2 separate regions of the Homo sapiens genome follow, and region 2 is linked to region 1. A link is an interaction called in ENCODE POLR2A ChIA-PET data of the cell type or tissue named here. Cell type or tissue: MCF 10A. All regions are shown on one strand. Links, peaks and the distances in the headings refer to the core of each region. The heading gives the core; the rest is flanking DNA.

Evidence for each region. Peaks named below come from ENCODE experiments on the same cell type or tissue, not always from the same donor. Only the 100,000 strongest peaks of a DNase experiment are listed, where the experiment ranks them.
Region 2: POLR2A ChIA-PET joins it to region 1 with 5 read pairs; 2 of 35 experiments call an interaction of 5 or more read pairs at or near these places.

Annotation. Positions count from the first base shown.
Region 1 is chr3:147,968,203-147,972,573 of GRCh38, reverse strand. No RefSeq gene overlaps it. Among named protein-coding and RNA genes, the nearest start is that of LINC02032, 110 kb to the left of the region's middle. In MCF 10A, for the core only: no CTCF peak of the experiment used is centred there; a DNase peak (open chromatin) is centred at 1,630.
Region 2 is chr3:148,950,479-148,954,880 of GRCh38, reverse strand. All of the region lies in intron 2 of LOC107986045 (a long non-coding RNA gene), which reads right to left. Among named protein-coding and RNA genes, the nearest start is that of GYG1, 39 kb to the left of the region's middle. In MCF 10A, for the core only: no CTCF peak of the experiment used is centred there; no DNase peak of the experiment used is centred there.

The DNA of each region.
Region 1 (4,371 bases), core at 1-4,000:
ACTCCAGCCTGGGCGACAGAGCGAGACTCCGTCTCAAAAAAAAAAAAAAAAAAAAAAAAAAGACAAATTTAAATATTTTTGCACCTGTGTTATTCTCTCATTGATTAATAAGTTAAAATCTTTGACATATGCTAAATTTATATTATATGAGAGTCATGATATTATCTTTTAGTTAGAAAGTTATCTTCTAACATTTCCTACTCAAGAAAATGATCTATTGAGTTTTTGGAAACTGGAAACAGTAAACAATCTATTGCTAAAGCAACATAATGAATGAAAGTTAAGAAAACTAGCTTCACATTATTGTCATGATTCTGAAATTACTTATTATTTTCACCATTTATGTGAATGTGCAGGTTTTTACAGTTTCAAGTGTGCATCATCATGAGTACAGAGAAGGCCTCTCAAATCTATTTGATAATAAGAAAGCAGATATTCTTAAAATACTATTGATATGACATCAGAATTTGAGTATAGAAAATATTTATCAAGTGGCTAATGAAAAAAATAATGGTAAACATGCTTAATGAATAGAGAAAGTGCATTAGACAGAATAAAAGGTACATGCTTAAAAGGAAGCCATGAAGATATACTGCCAGCTACAGATGTTTGTGATAGCATAGATATGTCTATTTGGGCATAAATCTGAACTATATCTCCTGGTCTAGGGGAGTAAGATAATAGTCCTAGAGTTTATCAATAATTTCAAGGACTACATATTACAATGGCATGGAAGCAATAAAGAGCCTGATATGAAGAAGCTTGTGTTGATAAAGTAGGCGGTCCTGTGAGGCTGAAAGACAATTAAACTCAAGGTCTCAAATTTCAAGGTCTTTTTCCTGTATTTTAAGGACACTGAGACACTATGCTTTCCCATGGTCACTCATGCTATAGTTCTGTCCTCTTTGTCATTAATGAGCAAAGGCCAACTATACCAGAAGCAGAATTTTGCATAGATGCATTTTTAATTCACTGACACTGACAAAAAAGACATAGTTGAACCTCCAATAGTCACTGATAGTGAACTATGCAAAATATCTTTGCTATTCATTCATACTTTGTTATAAATAAGCTAGATATCTGTGCCACTATTCTAATAATCACAGTCTTATCCATCCCCTCCCTCTACACTGACAGTTTACATTAAATATAATCACTGTTATGTAGTTCCATGGTGTCAGGTAGGGGAAACCTGGAGGATGGAGATCTTGTTCCTACCAGGAGGAAGTGACAAACAGACTGAGCAGAATTCAAAGATAAATAATAAAATTAAGAGAAATACATAAGCAAGAACTTTTTGCTCCACTGTTGAAGGATAAAACTAGCTGAAATGAAGAAAAAGCAAATATTTAAATGATCACAAAAGACAAAAATGTGTATATTATGGGGTCAGGGTTCTACTCAAGGAAGAAAGCTTTCTTTTAGAGGGGATAATCAAGAAAGCTCGCCTGGCAAAAGTTAAGTTATATGGATATAATTATTAAGTTAGAGAAAACACAATAGTCTAATAAATAGAGTAAGATACATACTGTACTCCCGATATTTCCTCAGATCATATGCTGTTTTTCAGGGGAAAATGAGTCATTGCTAACAAGACACATTGTCTATTTTTTTTTTTTTTTTGAGATGGAGTCTCACTCTATTGCACAAGCTGGAGTGCAGTGGCGCAATCTCGATTCACTGCAACCTTCGCCTCCCAGGTTCAAACAATTCTCCTGCCTCAGCCTCCTGAGTAGCTGGGACTACAGGCACGTGCCACCATGTCTAGCTAATTTTTGTATTTTTAGTAGAGATGGGGTTTCACCACATTGGCCAGGCTGGTCTCGAACTCCTGACCTCGTGATCCTCCTGCCTTGGCCTCCCAAAGTGCTGGGATTACAGGCTTGAGCCACTGCACCCAGCCACATTGTCTATTTTCCACTTCCCCAGGATTGAAAAGACCTTGCCTGAAAAGTACCTCCAATACTATGGGATCTGGCTAATGAGCCACAGGAATTTTAAATGAGACCCCCTGTCTTTTAGTTAAATTTAGTACAATTTACATATAAAGATAAATAAGAAAACAGTCCAATCGATTAAGAGGACACACAATTTTGATGGCTTGGAACCTGTTTCAGAATAACGGGGGAAAGTTTTAAACATGCTTTAAGGGATAGTTTTCTAGCAATGAAGATATGGAGAAGATATGGATAGACTCTGAGTCTCTGGGAACCAAGTAAAGAAACTTCCTGCAAAATTCCAATAGGAAAAAAAAATAGAGAGTACTGGTGTACCTACAATGCAGCATTGGGTTTATATGAAGTAGTACAGATAGAATTTCTGCTAATACAGTTCTACTACAGCATAAACTCTAAGGACAGCATTAAAAGGCTTGGCTTATTTTACATATCTCATAATTCAATTCTTCAAATTGTGGGCACTATAATATGACAGACACTTTGCTATGCAGTAGGGAGATAATACAGAATAAGACAAGGTATTTTCTTCTGAAGAGGTCAGAATAGATTGTGTTGCAAAGCTTTAGCATTTTATGGAATTTTTTAAATTGAGAGTTTCTCAACAGAGAGTACTGCTTTGTCACGATTAGGAGACCCAAAATAAGACTTCCTACCATAAGAATTATTTCATTAAAACAGGACAAAAATTACAGAATAAATTACAGTTCTGCAAACTGAATCAATTTGGCTTCATCAAAATGCACTATAATGTCTTTATTTTTCTCATTTTGTCACAGACCAGTAAAAAATTCAAGAACTCCACTAATTTAAGAATCACCAACTTTGACATATAAAAAGAGTTTGCAGTGTTATGTGCCCTCTTCTTTCAAAAGGAAGCATACGTCTCATCACTGAGTGGACAAGGAGAAGGAATGGAACACACAGACACAGACATGCCCATATATCATCTACCAAAAAGATAAGTACGATAACAAAATCCAATTTTAAAATGCAACATACTTCCTGGGGATTTTCTATCCACTTTTAATATCTACATGTGAATTTTTAATCAAATAATTCTGTAACATCTTGATAAGATCTGATACACTTGTGGAATTTACATTTTTATTGGGGGAACAGGGAAAGGTTATTTTGGATTGCTTGGAATATAACTACTGAAGGCTGAGTCTGAATGTGTTTTAGGATCTGAGAACAGCATGTGGTTGTAGGCATCTGGAAGGCAGGTCATAAGAAGAATTGAAAATGAGGAAAGACTGAGGAAAATATTGGGAGAAAGCCAAAGATAAACTCATAAATTCTGACTGCTTTTGTTTTTCTTCTAAAGACGATGTTCCAACTTAAAAAAAAAAAAACAAAAAACAAACAAACAAACAAAAAACACCCCTCTTTTCTTTTCTTGAGACAGGGTCTCGCCCTGTTGCCCAGGCTGGAGTGCAGCGGTGTGATCTCGGCTCACTGCAACCTCTGCCTCTGGGGTATAAGAGAGCCTCCCATCTCAGCCTCCTGAGTAACAGAGATTACAGGCATGCACCACCATGACTGGCTAATTTTTGTATTTTTAGTACAGACGGGGTTTCACCATGTTGGCCAGGCTGGTATCGAACTCCTGGGCTCAAGCAATTTGCTGCCTCGGTCTCCCAAAGTGCTGGGATTACAGACCTGAGCCACCTTGCCCAACCCCACACCTTTTATTGATAGGACTTTAAACAAATAAAGTATAAATTGATAAAAATTAAATAGGTCTGGTAGAAATGAGAATAAGCAACCCAATGCCCTAGCTGTAGAAGTTGTGCCTTCAACAATCATGTCTGCCTATGTTCAAAAACAATGGTTTTAAAAGAGAAATAAAAACTGGAAAGGAAAGATGGCAATAGGCTGAAACTCAGAGGACTAGAATAAATATTCTGAACTCAGGAAATGTAAGGAGTCATCTGTGCTCTAAAAACATTTAGTTTTGTAAGTACTTACACTTAGCCTGATTACCCTTCAAGGCTGATACAGAAATTCTAAGGTGGTAAAATAGGAGAGGAGGTTGGATAAAGATGATGAACTGAGCATACAGGAGTCCCCCTTATCCATGGTTTCTGAGCATAGAGGAGTCCCCCATATCCATGGTTTCGATTATCCGTGGTCAACAATGGTCTGAAAATATTAAATGGCAAATTCCAGAAAAAAGCAATTTATAAATTTTAAATTGTAAGCCATCTTAGTAGCATGACAGAATCTTGCCTTGTCTTGTCCCCATCCAGGTTTTGAATCATCCCTTTGTCTAGCATAGCTACACTGCCTATGCTACTGGCCCCTTAGTCACATAGTGGCCCTCTTGGTTATTAGATTGACTGTCCTGATATCACAGTGCTTGTATTTAAGGTCAATAGTAGCCAAACTCTATGCCATTTACCTGACTTCGTTT
Region 2 (4,402 bases), core at 287-4,286, 980 kb before region 1:
TTGAGAGGCTCTATATATCTAGCTTCAAGTAATTAAAATTGGTTTTAATTGTGGAATACCAATGCACAATTCTGTGTGGGGTTTGCTAGAAATCATAGATTCAATAGAAACAATTTTCCTCCATATAAAGGGAGAGTTATATTTCATGAGACTCTCCAGAAATCATTCTTCCATTCTGGTCTCTTGTGACTTTTCTCTGTGGGCTCTAACCCATAATCTTGCATATATACAGCTCAGGATGTTACTTAGTGTCCCAATGGCCTTTAAGGTTGTATTTTGTTTTATTTTAGAAAATTTGTTAATGAAATTTTCTGTTTTCTTCTATGTCCTGGATCTTTTGCATAAGAAAAGCTTTAATACAAAGTAGGAGAAGGAGATGGGAGGCAGAGAGGAAAGAGAGAATTCATTTGTGAGCTACAGCAGTCTTCCTGTGTCCATCTCTTGGCTATAAATTCAGATAAAACATGTCAGTGATATTTTAGGGGATGCTTCTCATCAGGTATATATGGTGTTGCTTATTTTACTTTATTTAAAATATTTATTTTATTTTTAACTGCCTATGCAAATTTATCTGCATAAATCTGGTCGCTTTTTTCATTTCTTTTTCCAGTATTGGTTTTAACTCTCAATCATGTACTAAAGAAAGGACTTCTAACTTTTAAATTAGAACTGATAAGCTTTCTTTCTCATAGGACATCTATTTCTAGGTTCCAGCTTTGGTTCACTATACCTTGTCCAAAAATATCTTCTAAACTCAAGAATTCCTAAGGGGGCTTTGGAGCGAGAGGTATCCACAAAATTCTTAGATTACACCCTGAGAAACACTGATGTAGGCACTGTTTTTCTGATTTGAAATTAAAAATCTCAAATGGACTTGGAGGAACAGAGGCTTAATGTAGCTCTGAGCCTGCTCAGTTCTGAGCTAGTCTCAGTAACCAACTGTGGCTGGAGACACAAGGGCTGTACATATACACAGATGGCAGGCAATTGAGCTTTTCAATTCTGCTTCCGTTTTTTTTTTTTTGGTAGGAGCAGAGTTGCTAGATCAAGGATATCAGTTAAACATAATGCTCAAAATGGCAGTGAGGAGCAACCAGTGAGGGAAGCGGCAAGACTGACGGGACAGGGTGAAGGCTCCTGAGTTCCATTGGCTCTGTCATTCATGGGTGATGTTCCAGAATGAGCAATGTATGTGTTCTGAGCTTCAGTTTCTCTATCTCTAAAGTAATTAATAGTGTGCTCCTTGGAGGTGCCTCATGGAGAATGAGCAGCGAGGGGGCAAGGGATCCTCACCTCTGTTTCAACTTACCCTTTCAGTTTTTAATTCTATTTTATATATTTGACTTCATCATAAGCTCTTGTCTGAAGAAAGGGTTACCAGCAAAACAAAACATAACAAAAAAACTTTTAAAAATTATTAGACTAAATGATTTCTAAACTTCCTGCTAGCTCTAGAACTATATGGGAGCCAGAATAGTGGTATTTGTTGCTTTTCTGCCTAGTGTCTATAGTGACTTTCTTCTGATTCTCCTGCAGCCATTTTTGTGACTCAGCTTGGCATTGCCAGAGGCCATCACAGAGAGCTTAGGCATTGAGCTAGTCCAAAGGCAGCCAAACAGAGGTGGGCCCTGGTGGTGGCAGCCTTTAATTTCAGAATGAAGCCTCACCTGTGGCTACCCTGTCTCACAGGGTTTTCAGTTACATGAATCAATATGAATCAATGAATTCCTTTTTTTTTTTTTTTTTTGCTTAAGCCATTTAGAGTTGGGTTTTCTGTCACTTGAAACCAGAAGATTTCTAATTGAATTAGTTGGTATTTAAAAGATAATCAACAAACATTTATTGAGATGTCGTAGAGTATAAAATAGAGTATTAAATGCTTGATATAAAAATCAAGGCACTATTTCTATCAATAAAAAATCTAACTTTGCTGTCCTTTGTGTATAGAAATGACAGTCCTGATTTACTATGTATAGGATATTCTCTTTGTTTATATAACTACTGATAAAAACTCCTACTGAAGCTATTAAACTTACAGTCTTGGTCTCACTAACATGTTGGGCTATCTGAACTCATGTGGAGATAGGCAAATCTGCCAAATATGAAACCAATAAAAAGAGATCACAAAACTACAAAGCACAATGAAGGAAACAGGGCTAAAGTTACTTTCCTGTACTGCTTGGTGAGGGCATAGATCGTGCCAACTTTTCCAGGGCAATTTGATGTTATTACCAAAAGCCTTCAAACTGTGGTCTCACTTTGACCTATCAATCTCACCTCTAGAAATTTATCCTAAGGAAATAACTATGGATGTACACAAAATCATAGATACAGAGATGTTCACATTGTTATGGGCTGAACTGGGTCTCCCGAAATTCATATATTGAAGTCCTGACTCCCAGTAGTGGAGAATGTGACTGTATTTGGAGATAGGACTTCTAAAGAGGAAATTGAGGTAAAATGAAGTCCAATGGGTGGGTCCTAATTCAGTATGACAGGTAACCTTATAAGAAGAGGCAATTAGGACATAGACATACGCAGAAGAAAGACCATGTGAAGACACTGGAGGAAGAAAGCCATCTACAAGTCAAGGAGAGAGGCCTCAGAATGAAATCAATCCTGCTGACATTTTGATTTGGGACTTCTGGCCTCTAGAATTGTGAGAAAAGAAATTTCTCTTATTTAAGCCATGCAGTCTGTGGTATTTTGTTACAGCAGCCTTAGCAAACTAATACACACACACACACACACACACACGCACACATACACACACAAAGGAAAACATGTTAAATGTTGAGCAATGGGGGATTAATGAAACACGTTTTGGCTCATCTGCATGATGGAGCTCCATTCCTACATTTAAAGTGATGCTGATGAACACTGTCATGGAAAGCTACTGATGCTATGTCATTATATAAAGCATATTATCCAATAGTATGTATAGCATAATATTTTATTTGTATGTGTGTGTATATATATAAAGTAAATATTAGTTTGGTCTGAGTGGTGATACATTCCTTTATTTGTTTAGGAAAGTAAAAATTTGTGCTGCTGGCTGCTGGATCATGACGTTCCCAAGTGAACACTAACAATGCTTACAGAATATAAACAATGTTCAGACAAGGCCACTCTGTGACTATGTTTGGAACAAGATAAAGATGAGGCCACTCTATAACCATAAAAATGACTAGATACATTCTTCTTTTAACAGAAGTGACTGCTATTTTCTTTCTTTTTAAATGAATGACAACTCTTACCCACTTTAGATTTTTTCCTTGCTAAGATAAAAATTTTTTCCTTGCTAAGATAAAAATTGTACCTTCATTTTGACAGAATCTCATCCAGATTTGATCCCTACTTTCCTAATTTCTCCTTAAATTTATCCATTAAATTCCCAGATCTTATAAGAAGCCCTCTCAACTCCCTCTTATCAAGAGGCTCCAGAAATCTGGTGGTTTAGGTCAATGGGCCTTAACAATTCCAAATTAGATCAATTTGTCCCCTCCCACCGACCACAACTAGCAGGACATTCCATCTCAGTTGAGTTTTAGGAGGCTCTTCTTGATTTATAAAGCTGTTGAGGATTTTAGGATGTTCATTGCCCTTTTTAAGAGGGCAGCTTCCTTTCCTCTACCAAGCTGGGCACGGGAATTTTTTGTTGTGTGCCAAGGCCAAAAACCTGGGGTTCAGTCCAGGTCACTGCTTGAGGACTGTTTGGGAGTGGGGCATAGATCTTCACCATTTCTTGAACCCAATGCCACTGGTCTCCTCCTTGGCAAAACTTCTGTCCTCCTGGCTTAGGCCTCCACTCTCAGGACTAGTCTCTTTCTGGGTGGATAGAGTGTTAGCTTTCTAGCACCTCCTGGCTTCTGGTTTGTAGCTCTGCAACTATACTTATTAACAAGTGGCTGAGGCTAGGAAGCTCAGACTTAGAACACGAAATTTGCTTGGGAGTGAGGGAGGAAAAAGCATCTCTCCTTCTTTTACAGTGGTGCATTCAGCACATACCATTTTCTAAATAACACTCTGACTCATATTCTAGAAAGGGTTTTGATATATGTCCTGCAGTGTTAAAAGTGGTATTATGGGCCTTTAAAGTGTTTACTTTTGTTACTTATTTTTACTTTCTAAATTTTCTTTCGTTGAACATTTGCTTCCAAAATCAGAAAAGTCATTTATTTTAGCTAATAAAATAACGAAACAGAATAAGAAGAAAGGAAGAATGAAATAAGTAAAACAAGCCTGTCAGTAGTGGATGTATAGACATATTGATGTAGTATGAATTTAGGACAGCCTGAAAATTGGCTTTCTCTCAGTGCATAAAGGCTGGCCCTATGGAAGTGGTAGGAGGAATGAGGTTCATTGTTGAGGAGAAATGTCTTTTGAAAGGGAAATGACATAA